Linked DNA regions of Homo sapiens: region 1 is linked to region 2. The links are chromatin loops, found by intact Hi-C in ENCODE. Cell type or tissue: dorsolateral prefrontal cortex. All regions are shown on one strand. Links, peaks and the distances in the headings refer to the core of each region. The heading gives the core; the rest is flanking DNA.

Evidence for each region. Peaks named below come from ENCODE experiments on the same cell type or tissue, not always from the same donor. Only the 100,000 strongest peaks of a DNase experiment are listed, where the experiment ranks them.
Region 1: a loop joins it to region 2, with 2.9 times the contacts of the local background. A loop is called at or near these places in 1 of 110 quality-filtered maps.

What each region holds. Positions count from the first base shown.
Region 1 is chr4:100,952,195-100,957,585 of GRCh38, forward strand. No RefSeq gene overlaps it. Among named protein-coding and RNA genes, the nearest start is that of LINC01218, 75 kb to the left of the region's middle. In dorsolateral prefrontal cortex, for the core only: no CTCF peak of the experiment used is centred there; no DNase peak of the experiment used is centred there; H3K27ac peaks cover 3,769 bases.
Region 2 is chr4:100,817,623-100,823,013 of GRCh38, forward strand. All of the region lies in intron 2 of LINC01218 (long intergenic non-protein coding RNA 1218), which reads right to left. Among named protein-coding and RNA genes, the nearest start is that of LINC01217, 29 kb to the left of the region's middle. In dorsolateral prefrontal cortex, for the core only: no CTCF peak of the experiment used is centred there; a DNase peak (open chromatin) is centred at 2,019; H3K27ac peaks cover 2,707 bases.

The sequences.
Region 1 (5,391 bases), core at 178-5,177, 130 kb after region 2:
TTTCAAAATCAGAAATTCTCTTATTAGGTATGATATTTAAAGACTCCCAGCTGTATGGTGAACAAGTTGCACATTTTACATTAATGGACTCACAGGGGCTTTAGACATTAAAGTCACAAACAGTACCACCTTAAAACTTACTGATTCCAATTACATGCTGTATATTCCTATTTCTATACTACATTGTGAGTGCTTAGGAGGTCAGGTAGTCTTTTTTTTAAAAAGTTTCTTATATCACTAAGTAAAGGGCAATGTCACTTTAAAGTGCATCAGACACTTGCTTGAATCAGGAAAGACTAAATTCACTACATAGAAGAAACAGGCAACTGCTCTTTCTTGGTCTTCCCAGTCATGACTTTTCTGTTTGGCGACTGATGAAGTATAATATTTTCATTCTTCTGTTCACCCAATAACTGCTTTTTGCATGCTCAGTTTATTTGGATATCAACTACAATGTGGAAAAAGGTAGAAGAGATAAAAACTAATAATGTATTTATTATATTTAACTTCATAGGAAGATTGGCTGGTGGTTATGTGTTTGATTCATGACTCATGCAATGACTACCCGTTAGACCATTGGTAACGAAGACTTGACTTTAGTCAGTATCTTATTAGGCTTCTTTCATACCCTTTGATAGTTTCCCCTGAAAGTACCTCTGCCATTGATCCAACAAATGAGCAAGTGCGTAAGCACAAAGTCATGGAAAATGTGTCTCGTAGGTATCATTTGTTGTTGTGAATATTGAAAGAACTCTTAACAGATATTGGATTTTTAAACAATATTCTTGGCTGGGTGCAGGGGCTCACACCTGTAATCCCAGCACTTTGGGAGACCGAGGTAGGCTGATTACTTGAGGTCAGGAGTTTGAGACCAGCCTGGCCAACATGGTGAAAGCCCATCTCTTCTACAAATACAAAAATTAGCCGGGTGCAGTGGCTCACGCCTGAATTCCAGCTACTTGGGAGGCTTCTTTTCTGGAAGGCAGAGGTTGCAGTGAGCTGAGATTGTACCACTGCACTCCTGCCTGGGCAACAGAACAATGCTCTGTCTCAAAGAAAAAAAAACCACTAAAAAGATTGAAGATAAGAATTTATACATTCTTGTTCATTTCCATATGTACTTGCGTAGCATTTTTCATGTAAGACAGCTTCCCCGTACTCCAGCCAGAGAGCATGACTCTAAAATAAATATACTTGTGACTGGATGTGGGAGGAAAAAGACTAAAATTAGAGAGATCAACAAGCTCTAATATTAGGGATTTATTTTGAAAATGTCACCTCTAATGAGAACTAACAGGAAAATTATTTAAAGATTAATTTACTTTTTTAATATGTCAAAGTATTGTCCTATCTTAAACAAAAGAAGTAGCTTGCCTTTCTGCATTATTTTTGTCAGGTTCAGGAAAAACGGCATCATCGACTTAATAATGAAGGATAAAAATTAGTATTTTGTCTAAGTGGGGAAGAGACAGACCAGGACAGAGGTAGGGCAAAGATAAAGAAACCTAGACAGATATTCTTGATCCATCTGTAGCTTCTAAGCCACTCTTCATTTTTCAGCCAAATAGTTAACACACAAAATTAGATATCTCATTCTGCATTTAGATGGGGTACTGTGTCACCATGGTAACTGGTTTTTCTTAAACATAGCTCTGCATGTACATACAGTCCAAATTAGCTACAGAAGAGGGACACACATACAATATTCCTGGAGCTTATATAAAATCAGCTTATCTATTTTATTTTCTGAAGTGAGGTATGTGACTTTATGTTTGCAAATGCTCTTTCAGTAAAATTTTCCTTTCTCAGTGTAGTTTGTCTCTGATCTCTTCTGTTGTTATAATCCTGGAAATAATATTCCAGATAAAATTTCAGGTGATAATCAATATGCGAAAAGACTTATTTGTATATGCTTGCTGGCTTTTGTCAGTAAGTTCTTAGTGTGGGGAATATGAATTGTATAACCTACCACTTGAGCTTCTTCCCTTTCAAATGCTACTTCGTTTGGCTCATCCTTATGGAGTATTTTGGATCATTTTTCTTGAAAGATTATCCCCAAATAGCATATCCACCCCCACTGACTCCTCCTTATGATAAAATTGCTAAGAAAACAACTTAATGCAAATTGACAGAACTTTAAAAAAAGAAGGATGTTGCCACAACATGGTATTCAAACCAAAAAATATCTCCAGCATTCTTCTAATAGTTTTTACTTGCAGATTTATCTGAAAGAAAAGATACATAATTTATAGTTTGAACTCCATTACATGACACTATAAAAATCATGTGATTCTTTGTACTTTTCAAGTCTCTCTTTCTGTTTTTTTTTTCTTTTGTTTTCTGAGAAGAGAGTTTAATATGATACAGTTAGGTGGAAATTATATCATTTGCTGTTTTACAATTTTCAGGGCCACCCTGGTTTCTTTTAGTTTTTTGGTACTAAGATGGCATAACGTTCATAGTGTTTGTTAATATTTAACTGCAAAGGGGTAAAATTAATCCTATTTCCTCTGCTGAACATTAGTGAAATTATTCTTCTGCTTTTGGCTATAGGATGTACTCACAAGGTTTTTCCAGTGTCTGTAGCTGTGCCCCTTCTATTTAAAGGAAAACTGCAACCTTTATATTGAGCCCCAGTTATGTACCAGTCATTTGGTGGAAAGTTCAGCATGCCCTGTCATTAATTCTCACAAAACTTTGCAAGGTAGGCATCGTTTCCACTGCAGAAAAGGAAACTAATGCTCGGAGCGATTAAGTTATTTTCCCTCTCTTACACAGCTTTTAAAGTGGCAGAGCCGAGATGCAAATGTAGATTCCAGAACACACTTGCTCAGAGGATACCAAGCCCATGTCTAATGGTGTCATTACTAAGTATCAGCAGATAAGGGCTCATCTGCGTTGGGTTACGTTGGACTGGCTGTGTTTTTTCGTTAAAACTCTCATCGTTCTGTTGGAAGATCATCATGTCAACGCACCAGGAGGATTACCAGAAGGTAGTAGTAGTCTAAACCAAACCTTAAACTTCAAGTTATTATCATTAACTTGCTTTGAGTTGAGGTCTCCATTTCTACCAGGAAGTGAATATGTAATACTTTCTTCCTTCCGCAGACTGTCGAGACTCAATTGTGCTGAAATATTTCTTAAAAATTGTTTAAGTGTGTGTATATCCTGGCTTCTATATGCAATAGGAAGAAAGATGATAGCGGTTCAGCAAAAGTTTCTGAGAACATGACATTAACAACAGTGCCTGAGGAAACGAGAAAGGTACCGGCATTGCCTGAATGGGCTGAGAGAGATGAAGAGCTGCAGTCTGTTGCCTGTAGAGGAGCAAGGACATCCTGCTGCAACACTGATGTGACTAGCATGTGGTAGGGAGGGACACACACAGGTCCTTGAATGCCAGAGCTAGAGATGACCTTCAGGAACATCTCATCCAGTGGTTGCCGCACTGTGTCTTGGAGAGCTTCCTAAGCACACGTCCCAAAAGCAACTAAAGGGTGTGGACCGGGGTGACTCCTGGGCTTCTGCTTGTGCATCCCAACCTGTTTTTTAACCCCAGTGTTTCCATTTTTATCAGCTCTATTTTTGGAAGTTTATCCAAAGATTTTATTTTATAAAAGAGACTGCAGCTTTTTAAAAGTTTGAAAATTCCCTAATTTTATAAATGAGGAAAATGAGACTTAAACATAATCTATCTTAACAATTCCTTCCTCAGTAATAAGCAAACTGTTGGAGCATATTCCTATTGATATGCTCATGATAGTCTTAACTATCACAAACCAGCTTTACAAGCCCACTAGGTGGTGTGAACATCTGAGAACATGAAAATCAATGTATGGGCATAAAGTCTACACCTCAATTCTACCAGAATGTTTTGCTATTATGTTCCTTGAGACAAATCAATGATAGAGAAAACCTGCCTTTATTTTCTCTTTAAGATGAAAACTGCAAAATCAGCCTCCATTATCGGGAACTGATTCAAAGGGAAGAGTTGGCTGGGTGTTCTACCAAGAAAGGGGCAAGGCTAAAGGAAAGAAAATTATATGTTAAGGAGAGTGATTTTTTATATTATTAACTCAAAGCAAGAAACTTTCATTCACCCAGGATACAGAAAATATATTTGAGGTGTAAACCAACCCTACGGTTCTTTATTTGGGAAGGAAAAAAATATCCTCCCTTTTGCAAATTCATATGCAAAATGTTCCTATTAAAACAGTTTCCATAATTCTGGGCAACAAAATGTCTTAAAAGAAAAAGCACCAACTTGGTACCCAGGCATTTCTGAGTATGAATTCAGCACTGCCAAATCATAGTTGTGTGCCTTTGTGGGCTTCACATTCCTCTTTGTAAATGCCTGCGGAACTATTTGAAGGATTCGAGAGAATATGCGTGATATGCCCAGCACTGTGCCTGACATTATTATCATTGTACATTGTTATTGTTTTTGTTGTGATTGAACCTGAAAATAAGGATTCAGAGTTACAGAAAGATAGATGGTGTGATTTTCTTACAGTAAGAATATTATTGTGGTTCTGCAGCTCGTTTCATTTAGCAGAGAAATTCTATTTGGTAGTGGAAGACTTCAATGCTATGGGGAGAAGAATTCTGAAGCTTCTCAGCAGGAACAATTAACATAAGTGTAGGAATGGAAATATAGTTAAAATGACAGCATATGTGTCAGGTATGTATCATCTCTTCCCTGTGCTAGGGAGGTTTTAGGAACAGGTAACACATGTATTGAGCCACAACTTTGTGCCCAATGGTTCCCATCATTGATGGGGGACAACGGAGAAAAATACCTTTTTTTTTTTTTATTATAGTATTTTCGTCTTTTTTTTTCCTTTTTTTAATTATTATTATACTTTCAGTTTTAGGGTACATGTGCACAATGTACAGGTTAGTTACATATGTATACATGTGCCATGCTGGTGTTCTGCACCCATTAACTCGTCATTTAACATTAGGTATATCTCCTAATGCTATCCCTCCCCCCTCCCCCCACCCCAAAACAGTCCCCAGAGTGTGATGTTCCCCTTCCTGTGTCCGTGTGTTCTCATGGTTCAATTCCCATCTGTGAGTGAGAACATGCAGTGTTTGGTTTTTTGACCTTGCAATAGTTTACTGAGAATGATGATTTCCAATTTCACCCATGTCCCTACAAAGGACATGAACTCATCATTTTTTATGGCTGCATAGTATTCCATGGTGTATATGTGCCACATTTTCTTAATCCAGTCTATCATTGTTGGACATTTGGGTTGGTTCCAAGTCTTTGCTATTGTGAATAGTGCCGCAATAAACATAAGTGTGCATGTGTCTTTATAAAAAAAAAATAAATTAAAAAAATACCATCTCCTTCTTTCACTGCAAAGATTTTACCAGATACAGAAA
Region 2 (5,391 bases), core at 70-5,069:
TTTTTGACACAGTTTTACTATGTTACCCAGGCTGGAGTGCAGGGGCACAATCTCAGCTCACTGCAACCTCTGCCTCCTGGGTTCAAGCGATTCTCATGCCTCAGCCTCCCGAGTAGCTGAGATTACAGGCATATGCCACCATGCCTGGCTAATTTTTGTATTTTCAGTAGAGACGGGGTTTTGCCACATTGGCCAGGCTGGTCTCAAACTCTTGACCTCAAGTGATGCGCCCACCTCGGCCTCCCAAAGTGCTGAGATTACAGGTGTGAGCCACCATGCCCAGCCAGAACAATGTTTCTAAATACCTAAAATAAAATATACATTAGACCACAAAGGAAACTAAATATATTGATACATAGTTATCAAAATATTAAAAACAAAACTACATCATAGCAATATAGATTATTTATTAATACCTTGAGTAACAAAAACTAGTGATAAGATTAATAACTCCTATAACTACAAAGTCATGATTAGTAGAAATAGTATGTTGAGATATCTGTAATAATCAAAATATGATATACGAATATCTACGATTTGTTTTCTTTTTCATTAGGAGTAGATGGGTATACCTGACAGTAGTGAATATCTATGATTTCTGTTGGTGAAAAGCCCTAGGAATTATTAATATTACTGTGGTTTGTTGCTACTTACATTTATAATTGAAAATGTTTAATTTTAATTAGAGTTCAGTGAAACCAATGATGAAGTTTTTTTACCTTCTCTGTTAGCTCTAAGTTAAAAACTCTTTAGAGAGTGAAGAAAGAGGAGAAATTAAACAAGCAAAGGCAAAAATGTTTTTAATAGGTATGGGAAATCGGGGAAGGCTAGGAACTCTCACATGGGAATAATTTTTTAACCACTAACATTTCTAAGTAGAAGAATAAAATGATGACAATGGGGCTTTATTTTGTATGCTGACAGCAGCATAAAAAATATACTGGGAAAAGTAGATGTAAATAAACAAGGCAAAAAAGCTTTTGCAATATTCAATACATGAGGTAAAACTACATTGGTTGCATTAAGTTTGGGGGAAAAACAGATATTACTTCAATTTATTAAGTATTTTGTTTAATTAGCTGACATCCTTAAATCAGGAGTAGATTATGATTAAGCAAATGTTTCCAAAGACTATTGAATATTTTGTTTCACAAAATAGTTGATTCCTTTAACTCTTCTATACACACAGAGAGAGAATACACAACTAGAGAAACTAACAAGGTTATTAGAAATCTAGTGCACTGAAATTATTCAAAAGGAGATTGTTAAAAAATTATTTCAAAATATAGGCATTTTGAACAATGGTTTGTTTGCATATCATGAAATAAATATTAGAGTTGGAGTTGAAGTTCCCACTCTCATTTGTTAACTATGTAATCTTAGGTAAATTCCTCTAAAAATCAGTGTTTTCCATTTTCAAAATGAGAACAATACTAATGATATTTATCTCTATAGCCTACAGGGCTATAGAGAGAATAACTACTTCATAAATGTAAAAGCACTAATCATGGTATTGGATACATTATAGTTACTCAATATGGGTTGATTGTATTTGGAAAATAAGAGTGTATTAGATCCATGGCTTGAGATGCTATCATTTAAAGTTATCTTCAAATGAAAGGTCTCCCATGTTCTCCTTTTCTTCTTGGATAAATCATGTGTTTGTTGTCCGAGAAAGAAAGTTATAATTTGGCTACCCATAAAATTTCCTTGATCCTGAGACAATACTAAGGCTATAACCTGTAAACATTCAGAGTATTAGAAAGCTGAATATCTAAATAGGGTACTTTGAAAGAATTTTGATTACATTGTATACTCCCATATTATTGCCTTGGTACAAAATAATTATACTCTTTGAACACAAGGTTTCCATGTACCAACCCAGCATTTCTGAAGCTGTATAGTCTCTGTGAAGACAGAGCTTAAAGTTACAAAATGTGGTTTCACATAGTTCTATGGATAACAAAAGTCAGGGTTAAAATAAGGCATTCAAGTACCATGCAAAAGCTGGCGATGCAGCACAGAACGGGGCGGGAGGGGGCGGCTTAAACTCTACAAAATGTACTTAAAGATGTGCTCAGTTTTATCTGAAAAATAAAAAATAGTAGCTTTTACACTTGTTTTCTTGGAAAGGAAATCAGGTGATCTTCTGCCAAGATGTAAAGAGAATATGCACAATCAGCCTTCAAGACTCTTTCCAGAGGATATGTATTTTGACAAATTAATCCTTTTTGAAAATACATGTGCATTCTGCACTGAGAGAAACGGTTGGCCATTGTTCCCTTGATTGGCCTGAAACCTTTTTCGTGTCAACTTTGTTTCACATTGGTTTCTCTGCACATTTCCTCATTTTGGCTACATCTTTATACCTTCCAGATTTTATAGGTCATCAGCAGCTTCCTGCTGTCCATTACTTCAATTGAGAAAGACAGAACCATATAATTAAAAATTTAAGCCAAGGTGAAAAAATGTATGGTTGGTCTTAGTCTTCTCTGCGTATTAGCCTCCTCGAACTCAGGTACTTTCCTGAGTTTGCTGAGAGGCCCATAGGCCACAGCTGGTCACTCATGTGACTCCAAAAAAAAAAAAACACGTCAAATCCTGTTCTTTAATTTTACCTATTGTCATGCCCCTCTGTTCACGGAGGTAGATTTTCTTTAAAGATTATTCTTTACTAAGACCTCATGACCACAGGTTTGTTACCACTTTTCTGCATTCTCCTTTCCAGCTCGCATTTCAAGAGAATAAGAAAATCCTCATGTTCTTTTTGTAGCCCACACACTGACATGGAAACAACACTATTTTCTTCTGCTCCAAAAAGTTTGCATAATTGCAAGAGCTGTGTGTGGGAGCTGTGTAACCATGCTGCCATAGGATGAAAGGCAAAGGCAATTTTTGTAATTCTGCTACCATTTAGAAGCACAGTATTGTAAATTTGCTGTAAAGGGATCTCGAAAAATATCTAAGACAGATGTTGCAAATTCAAATGCATTTTGAGTCCAGGTAGGTAAAATTATTATGTAATGTTGTTATACATAAGACAACAGCATAAAGGGGCCTCTGGTGAATTTACTGCAGTCATTGAAATTAATTAAACACTGTGCTATCCAAAGAAAACCTGTAAATGAACCGCATTCTGGCCATTGCACATGCCAGCTTTGTGACCCATAACTGGTCAAACTGATCTCCTCCTATTCATGTAACCCTTGGTGAAGAATATACCCTCTCTATCGTGTCTTAGAAAGCAAAGTACTGATATTACATTAATGCTAAGAAAGTTCTATGTCGCACCCAATATCCAAGCCAAGGAAAGGGCCTGCAGGGTTTTTTTTGTTTGTTTTTTTCTGAAACATTTCTCTAGATGTCATCATTTCCATTTTCAAGACACAATTACAGCAAAGATTTTAATCACCTTGGATTTTAGTCTACCACTAAAACTTTCTAACTGCATCTCTACCTTCAAAACTTTATGCTGCACATAACCACAGAAACCATTTTCTTAAATGTAGTGTGATAATACTGTTTCCTGGACTAAAAGCCTACAGCTGACTTCAGTCATTCCTTATGCTCCTTCTAAATTCTTAATCATGAAGAAAGTTCTTTTTGGCACATCCATTTTCAGTTATGCTTCTTCTTCTCTACTCACATTTGGATCTGTCTCTTGTGTTATACAAGCTTCCTTAATACCCAGACACAAGTCCAGTTTCTGAATTTGGGCCCATTTGTACTTACTCTCTTCTCTCAGGAATGTCTTTCCTATTCCTTTTTCATAAAACTATGCCCCTTGCTCCTTCAGCACATCACTCAAAACTCAAGATCTCAACAAAAAAACTGCAGGCAAACTACAAAGACTTTGATCACATAAGCCATTCAAGCATCATCTCAGCACTCCTGGACATATAGAGTTTTATCTATCATAGTTATACACTTAATTACACCAATTATACCATCAGAAGTATGAAATGGTGGCTAAATATGAATAATTGAAGTCAGACTGGGTTCATATTTTCACTTCTTACTAGCTATGTGGCCTTGGTCTAATTATTTAACTCTATTTTTAAATTTTTGTCACTTGTAAAATAAAAAGGTATCGTGAGATTCATTCATTCATTCATTCATTCAGTAAATATTTATCAAGTATCTGCTCCATGACTGGAACTGTTATCATTGTTAATAATACAACAGTAAAAAATAGGAGAGAAAAATATCTAACCTCATGGAGCTTTTGGTTTGTAGGAAAAATATGACACATTAACACAAAGATTCTCACATAGTAAGCACTAAATAAATGTTAGCTACTAACAATATTATTAAGTTAAAATTGTATGGTAACTTGAGGAAATTAGTGAATGTTTCATGGAGAAAATGTAATATGCTTTTAGTGCTACCTCTGCAAGAATTTTGTGAGCATTGAACCAGATGTTACATTTAAAGGACTTAGCATAGTGCCTGGACCATAACTAACAATTAGTAAATGGCCATTGCTGGTGTAGCTATTGCTGTTGTTATAAATGAAAACGTTTAAAGTATTCCCTTCCTTAGTATGGTATAAGAAAGTTTAATTTGCATAGTCACTAATGTTGTTGTTGCAAATGTCCTATGCTCCCTTAGAAAAGGAGAAAATGAGACATTTCTAATGTCTTATTAGAAATGTCTCATGTCTCTAATGTCTCATTAGAAATGTACTTCATTAGAAATACTAGCTCAGTTGGCTGGATGCGGTGGCTCACGCCTGTAATCTCAGCACTTTGAAGGGCCAAGGTGGGCGGGTCACTTGAGGTCAGGAATTCGAGACCAGCCTGACCAACATGGCAAAACCCTGTCTTCACTAAAAATACAAAAAAATTAGCCGGACGTGGTGGCACACACCTGTAATCTCAGCTACTTGGGAAGCTGAGGTAGGAGAATTGCTTGAACCCGAGGAGGTACAGGTTGCAGTGAGCTGAGACTGAGCCACTGCACCCCAGCCTGGGTGACAGAGCTAGACTCTGTCTCAAAAAAAAAAAAGAAAAAGAAAAAGAAAAAGAAAAAACTAGCTCATAGGATTCTCCACTGATGCCATGTTTGTTGCTGATCCTCTCCCTGTAGCCACTTTTTAAACTTATTCATGTAATGAGAAAATTGCAAATTTTTTTAATACCCCTTTGAGTATGTCAGTGATTGTGCATCTATGACAAAATACATCTTCCCTAGACCAAATGTGACAGAATCTGTTGAGCAAAGTGCTGCATGCACAGAAACAGAGAAGGAGCAGGTTCAAGAGAATGTGTTCCAGAGATTCAAGAAACACTATTTATTGGCAATTTTGTCTAGATCTGATTTGTTTAAATCTGAATCATAAGACAGCCTTGATATCAAGTAATTACTTTCCTTTAGATCAAGGTTACTAAG